2 separate regions of the Mus musculus genome follow, and region 2 is linked to region 1. Evidence: chromatin loops called from intact Hi-C (ENCODE). Cell type or tissue: left cerebral cortex. All regions are shown on one strand.

What was found. A loop is a pair of places that touch in the nucleus more often than their neighbours do. Peaks named below come from ENCODE experiments on the same cell type or tissue, not always from the same donor. Only the 100,000 strongest peaks of a DNase experiment are listed, where the experiment ranks them.
Region 2: a loop joins it to region 1, with 2.5 times the contacts of the local background. A loop is called at or near these places in 1 of 42 quality-filtered maps.

Annotation. Positions count from the first base shown.
Region 1 is chr2:148,362,443-148,366,442 of GRCm38, forward strand. No RefSeq gene overlaps it. Among named protein-coding and RNA genes, the nearest start is that of Gm39957, 27 kb to the right of the region's middle. In left cerebral cortex, no CTCF peak of the experiment used is centred here; a DNase peak (open chromatin) is centred at 2,284.
Region 2 is chr2:148,257,884-148,261,883 of GRCm38, forward strand. No RefSeq gene overlaps it. Among named protein-coding and RNA genes, the nearest start is that of Gm36597, 89 kb to the left of the region's middle. In left cerebral cortex, no CTCF peak of the experiment used is centred here; a DNase peak (open chromatin) is centred at 1,571.

The DNA of each region.
Region 1 (4,000 bases):
TCCTTGTGCCATCTTAAATGAATCTGTCTCTGATGGAACCACAGATAATGAAGCTCCAAGAACAGGAGATGAGGCTGCCATATACAACATAGGACCTCAATGACCAAACCCACCAGGCCTTAGCCAAGGTTTTTCACAGTTCTGCTTTGAGAAGACACCAGGGTCCCACAGGGAACCTTAAGGTACTGAGCCACAGCTTTCTATAAGCTGTTGGGTTCAGGCCTATTAGCTAGGGATGTGGGATTTTTTTCAGGCTAAACTTCAGTGGAACTGTTGGAACTGTGTCTCAGGCTCTATCTACTCTGGATGAGACTCACTACACTCCCTAGCCCATTCAGTTATCTCTAGGAAACCAAGAAGCTGGTCCAAATTGGGCCCTGAGGCAGGTGAGCTGCAGTAGAGATGTGGAGGCAGAAGTTCTTGAGAGAAGGGCAATCAGTAGCTGGAAAAGAATACACACTGTGATGGGGGTCAATGGAGGTCAGGGGCCCTGGCTTACTTTTAAAAACAAACAGCCCCACATAAGATTTAGATAATTATAGAGGGAAAGGCTCACATGATTAATGCTGGGGTGGGGGACCTTTTGTACAGTATTACCATGAAAATGAAAAGCAATATTTCAATAGCATAGAAAAGTCTGATAGTATCATACAAAAAGAAAACAATAGTCACTAAAAATATGAAGCAATGATTGTTACAGAAACCCACAGAGGCAATACATGCATAAAATGTTTTAACTTCCCCAGTCTTCACAGGAAACCAACACATATATAAACAATAATTTGATACAGTTCCCTCAGAAGAATATTAGTGAACACTGTTAGAACAGGGATAAAAAATAATCCCCTTCATACCACTCTGGTAGTAACGCTGACCACCAAATTCATTCGGGCAAGTATCTAGCAATAGTTATTAAAGCCACATAACCTTGGATCCAGTGTTGGTATTTTAAAATCCCTACAATCTAGAAACATATAAACTAAGCCTTTGGGGAGTAATGAATGTGATTGAACTTCATAGGAAAAATTGCAAACAATCGAAATACTCATCCAAAGGGGAAAAGCTATGTGGACAAAGGAACACATTCTATTGAAGACTGCGGCTACGAAGGGATAAATAGTAAATATCTGCAGTGAGAGAGGCTGAGATCACTCAAACACACACAAGGGGATAGCGTTACATTAGGTCTGAGCATCGTTCAACAAAATCAATCAGTCAACATGCAAACTGCTGCAAGTGTTAGGTGGAGGCTCAAACCCTATGGGTAGTTCTCTCTGCAGCATCCCAAAGGAGAGTACGCCAAAGCAGTCACCTGTGCCCAAATTTCAAAATAGGTTTTCCTTGTGTGGCAAGAGGTCATATGCAAAGTTATCTGCAGGTTGGCATTCCATCTTCTTCCCAAGGCTGTGATATGCAGAGAACTGACTTGGGGGTCTGGAGATGTGAGTACAGTGGAAAACAGGGCAGGAGGCCAGAGAGCTGGAGATGCAGCTGCCTGGGCTGTGACTACTGTACCTGCTCCCTTACTTTCCCTGTATCCCATATCATTCTCAGCCCTGAGACTCCCAGATCTGAGCCACTCCTGAAGAGTTGAACCAAATCCTTTCTGTGCTTTCAGAGATGCTTTGTCAATTTTGGTTAATTTGATCAGCTATCTTTAGTAGTGGCTGTCTTGCAGATTTAAAGACATGCTGGGTGTTTGTCAAGCTGTATGAGCTGTACCCTTTTCTTCCTTTTCTTCCTTTTCTCTTTTCTTTTCATTTCTTTTCTTTTCTCCCTTTCCCTTTACTCGTAATCAAACCCATGTTTTGTAAATGCTAGGCAACTGCCTAACCATTGAGCTATATTTTAGTCCTTGCACCCTTCTTCTAATATACTGGTTCAACCTCACCCTTCCCCAAAACAGCAGACATATTCTAATAACTGTCTAATTAAACAAAATTACCAATGGACTTTGGATCTTTTATATGATGAAATAGAAACCACCCCTGTACTATATGATGTATTTTAGCTTCGTGTGCTTATCTGATAGACAATCTTTCTTTTAGGGAGGAAGGACTGTCCTCAACACACTCTGGAGAATGGACTCAAGATTCTAATCTAATACATCGTTCTCAGTGTGTGCATATGCATGTGCGTGTGCGTGTGTCAGGGTTCTCCAAAAAGCCCTGAAGAGGAGTGCCTTCAGCTGATACTGCAGTGAACACTGATTTTGTTTGAGCATCCAAAGCAATGAGACAGAATGTAATACTACCACAGAAGGCAGAACCCACCACACCCACTCAAGACACTTGTGATTGTTGAAGTTGGCTCCATCTGCCACTACTCAGAAGACTGCATGTTGCACAAGTCCCTGGAGACTAGTATTCCAAAGTGAAAAGGAAAAAGGATTGTCTCTCCAATTATACTAAGGAAATGCAACTCTTAAAGGCATAAGATTCTGTTTCAGGATTCTTCTGGAAGCTTGGTTTGTAGCAACCAAAGTCCATGTTCAAAGGGAAGTGCCCCCCTTAATCACATTAAATATCACATCGCAAATGGCACCTTTTTTTTTGTTTTGTTTTTACTCTAACCCAGGATGTTTGAAATCTCAGGTCATTCTGTGTGAATATCCCAGGCCTTGAAGGCTAGCACCAAAATGTCAGGTTCCAGGTTCAGTAAGAGACTGTGTTGCAAAAGCAACAAGGTAGAAAGAAACAGAAAGACATTTGACACTGACCTCTAGACACGGACACACACACACACACACACACACACACACACACACACACAGAGAGAGAGAGAGAGAGAGAGAGAGAGAGAGAGAGAGAGAGAGAGAGAGAGAGAAACATATAGACACCAACAAACCCAGCCCTTCCACTCCTTCCTTCTTCTGGCTAGTCATGTTATAAGTGGAAAAACACAATTTCCTTTCTAATCTTAAACACAATGGCTCATGTCCTTGATGTTGATGTCTTTTGACAAGGGCTGGCAGGATTCATCACTGAATTCACAACAGTACTGAAACAGTGAGACTATGCCCTGCACATTAAAGTGTTCATAGTGAGATGAGTGTTGCCCTGCTCCAAATGTTCCTAAACTCTTTGTTAGATGGCAAAGTCGACTGCCAGGCATGCTTCTTTGACTTCCTTTCATCATCCATGTTTTCTTGGGCCTTCTTCCCTTACTTTTTCCAGAAAACACATCCAGGGGTGGAGGTCTCATTTTACATTGTTTTCAGAAATGCTTTGAGCATTTGGCTTCACTCCAACCAGACTATGTATTGGACTTTTCCTTTCTAACATAAATATCCTCTAAAACATGAGTCTGTGAGCCTCCTACCATCCATGTAGCCTTGACTTTCTAATCCATTCTAGGTCCTAATGTCGTCTTCCCAAAGCTTCTGTTTGACCCAGGGTGAACTTTCAAAATCTGTAGACTTGTTTCTCTGTCTAGTTATGAACCATTAACCATAAAAAGTATAAACACAATGGTAAAACATTTTGTAAAATAAATTGAAGCTCTAAGATTTCTACAATCTAGCTAGAAACATATAAACTAAGACTTATAGGAGTAGTGAATGTGATTACACATAATCAAAAAAAAAAAAAGGAAATAACCCAAATGGGGAACTATGTATGTACTCAGTAGAACATATTTTACAAATGTTTCTTATTAAAATGCTAAGCAGCAGGTGCTCAGTATGAACATAGGACAAGAATGTGCTCAAACTTCTATAAAATGCACTACCCCATTTTTATTTACCTGTCACCTTCTGTAAGAGTTCCTTGTAGATTCCATATCTGTGCTATTTAAATGGCACAGATGTAGACAAGACCACCATCTGATTCACAACAAAGGATCTCCACCTGAGGCAGTATGCGGGCAAGGAAGGATCTACTCAATGAGGTACTTGGTCCATTGACCTGTGTAAATAGGAAGTGAACCTTGACTTTCATATCACGCATAAAAGTCATGATAGAGAGATCAGCGGTTGAGTATAAAAAGCACAATGATAAAA
Region 2 (4,000 bases), 100 kb before region 1:
TTGTGTTATTCAGCCTTTACATTGCTGAGACTAAATACCCAAGAGCCGAGTCAGTGGCACACTATAGTAGGAAAAGTTTACAAGTTTAGTGTACTGACAGAGATGGCTGTTCCTTTCTCAAGGCAGGTAGTCATGGGGAGATTAAGTGTCAACAAAGACCAGTCCAGTGAAAGGCTGTCAGAACAAAAGTGACAGCCCAAGATGCATTGTGATCTTTCCAATGGATGAGGGTTGAAGGGGTACTGTTTCTAATTCAGAGACCATGGCTGTAGATTATGCTCTACACCAGAACTTCCTGTGTTACGGAAGCTGTCAACACACACACACACACACACACACACACACACACACCACAGTTGGGTGGGTAGGGAGGTGGGGACAATTTTGGAGAAGTTGAAAAAGGGGAAAGAATATGATCAAATATAATTATGAAAATTAATTTAAATACTCATAAAATAATAACAGCCCACTCTACCAAGCATTCAATAAACTTATTTCAATCTTACACTAATAAGAGAAATGAAAAGCTGGGTTGTGGTGTTGCACACCTTTAATCCCAGCACTTGGGAGGTAGAAATAGGTAGATATCTGAGTTGGGGGCTAGTTTGGTTAGCAGAGTAAATTCCAGGACAGCCTAGAATACACAGAGAAATCCTGTCTCAAACACAGCCTCTCAAAGGGGAGTAATTAAAATGGGACTTCACATTTATAAAAGAAAATTAATTATGACAGAATATAGCAGACAACAGGGATGGCTAGGATTAGGGACAATGACTTGGTCATCTATTCTGGATATGCCTCCTGGAAGTGTCACAGATTAGCCTGACGGAAGCCAAACACAGATGTTTCATTTTGCTTTTAAGATTTTTCAATAGCCATCGCTGGATAGATGGCTCAGCAGTTAAGAGCACTTGTTGCTCTTGCAGAGAACCCAAGTCAAGTCCCAGAAACAACATAGCAGCTCAAAAATATCTCTAAGTACAGTTTCAGGGGATCTGATGTCCTCTGCCCCCCTAAGGTATGAGGTATACCCATGCTACACATACCTGCAGGTAAAATACTTATATACATAAAAAATTTTAAATTAATTTAAAAAATTGATTCTACACAGAGGAGATACTGTCTGTCCTACTGTCATGTTAATTTTCAGTAAAATATAAACGAAAGCTGAAGAAAACTATCAGTTTCTGATGTTCAAATATATGGGTTGATTTTTAAAGAATAAAGAAAAACATACAATTTTGGTGAGAAGTAAAGAAAAAAACTATATATATATATTTGAACCAGCAGGCTGGTAGAGGTGAAGACAGAAAGGTGGGACTTTACCGGACTGGACACTCTTTTATGGTTTCTGACTTAAAGCCATCTACTCAACCAAACCACTCAGTTTCTTTCTCACTGAATCCAGTAGTGTCTGCTCTTCTGGTAAGTACACTTTTCTTTTTACGTTGTCAGGATCTAAGACTTCAAGGAAAGCTCATGGTCTTAAAACATTTTTACTCCTGTAGAGAAGTGACCCATGGGGAAGAAATCGCCCACACTTCAGCTTGCATGAGAGCACAAGGCAGCCGTGCTGCCTCTCAGAATTACTGAGATTGTGAAGCCAGTCAGCCAGCCGCAGAAAGAAAACCAAGAAATTCGGTGGTTTGAATTATCCTCCAAATTGCCCAAGCTACACATTCTGCAAACATCTGCCTTACCCAGCCCAAGAGCTTTTAGAATCTACTTGAAGCCAATCAATGCTTTATAAATGGTTTTTTCATGGTATTAGCTTTAGACTCATTGCCCATGTTGGTTAACACAGCTATACAAAAAAGGCTTTTTATCCTACACACAGAAGGCTTCGACTTACTTGGGTGAAGGGCCCACAGTAGTCATGATTCCTCTTTAAGTAAAGATAAATCCCTCTTCTCCACCTGAATCCCAACACCTCAATATCAGCTACTTGTGGTTGCTCCAGCGTAAATATCCAAGACCATTCTCTAACTCTACATGCTAGAGAGGCTGGCGTTTCTTAATAAAACAAGCACAGATTTGGTTGTTTTCTCTAAGAGAGAAAAGCTTTTTCTTTGGCTACCACATACTGTACAGAGAGTGATAAGCATTCTCTTACTAATGTCAAGGTCAATGATGAAGACACAGAAAATTTTACCTAACAGGTAGTCTATATTGGTGGTAAACTTAAGGTCTCACAGTATGGCTTCGTAGGCTGATAAATTTAGCTCATTCCTTGAAGTGGGAAGAAAGTGGAGAGCTGCATTCTAAGAATCAACAGGACTTTGTTTACTCAGAAGACTTCTCCCAGCCTCAAGTTGCCGGGCTTTTTAATTTTTTCCCTCCTTTGTCCTGGTGCTGTAAGTTTATCCTTGTGGTTTGGTCTTGCTTTCCCTGTGGGCAAACCACATAACCACTTGGCCTCATCTTATGTATAGTAAGACAAGAACCACACACTATAAACTGGGATATTACTTTCTTTTGAGAAAACACAATGAAAGTATGCCTCCTTATCATTGCAATGGCCTTTCAAAGCCAAATAAGCAATTTACAAAAGCTAGAAGCTACACATAGAAGGATCGACATTTCATTTTGTTTTGCTTTTATAGGCTGTGCTATGGACCTGCAAAGGGAAGCTATCCTTGCTCTGTTACCCAGGGTAACGTGGCTAATCTCTATGGCAGCCTGCTCAACACCTTCTCTAAGCCTCCATTCGATGATGGAAGATGCTTTTTTGACATCAAGCTCCAGCACATTATCTGTCTACCCAGTTACCAGCACACAACTATAGGAGGGAAGGCAGACAAAGAGCCATCCCTTATTATGAATTACCCAGAAAATTCTGCCTTGTAAATACAGAGTTGTGGTCTGCATTGGATGCTACTTTCTATCAAAATTCTTTCTGGTCCATGTCAGTGCTCACATGTAAGGAGGTGCCACCACTTGAAGCCTGCTTTATAGAGGAGTAAAAGACCTTGGAGATACTTTTAGTACCTGTGAAGTAAGTAAATACACTAATAGCGCTGAAATAACTAGACATACACACTTGAAAATCACTCCCTCGGGAGCTTGCTGACAAATAGCAGTGCTGGGCTCTGGATGTGGAAGACACAGAGTCAGCTGAAATGAATTCCCTCTCTCCCGTTCAAACCTTCCCACCCCAGGGTTTACTCCCCACATTGAGCCTGAGCTCCTCTGACTCCTGCCTCATTGGCTCCTGTCCTTTCCTTCCTCCCACCTGATTCCCCTATTCTATCGCACTCCACTCTCCCTGACTCAAGGAAGGAGGGATCCTGTCAGCCTCCCCAGGGAACAGAGATGATGCTCAGGGGTCAGTCAGCTTCTCTTTTGCCTGTTCATGGGTCTGGGACGGAAGGTCAGACACAGAGTCACCACCTAAGAAATTCAAAAGGCCAGGAACCTGGACTGAGGAAGAGGCTGGCACAAGGCTATGATGTGATAATGATGCACTTGAACAGTTCAGCTGGGACAATGTCACTAAGCTGATCAATTTTAATCAAAGCAGCACATACTTCTAAAGCTCAGGGGCAGACATCATTTGAAACGACCCATAGATGAGAGTTAGACAGCTTGGCTGTGTCTCTAATTCAGCTTCTGAGGGGATTATCAATAAGGACAAAATGGTATGTGATGGTATAGGAGAATTGCAGAGAAATAGAAAGCAATTCACCCACTAACCACATACTTTAGATATAGGTGCAAGAGTGAGGTAGCTAGGTGGCTTATAGGAATCCGGTCTATCTTTCAAAATGTAGTAGAGGGTGTATCTCCTGCAGTGCTGACCTACTGTGTGTAGAGTGAAAACAGGACTGTCCCAGAGCACAGGTGGCATCTTCCATCCCAGATTTAAAAAAATCAGAAAATGAACATGATTGCATGGAGTTTGATTAAACTACATATCAGAAGTGGCTAATTTAGGGGCTAGAGAGGTAGCTCTGAGATTAAGAGCATGTATTGCTCTTGCAGAGAATCTGAGTTAGGTCTC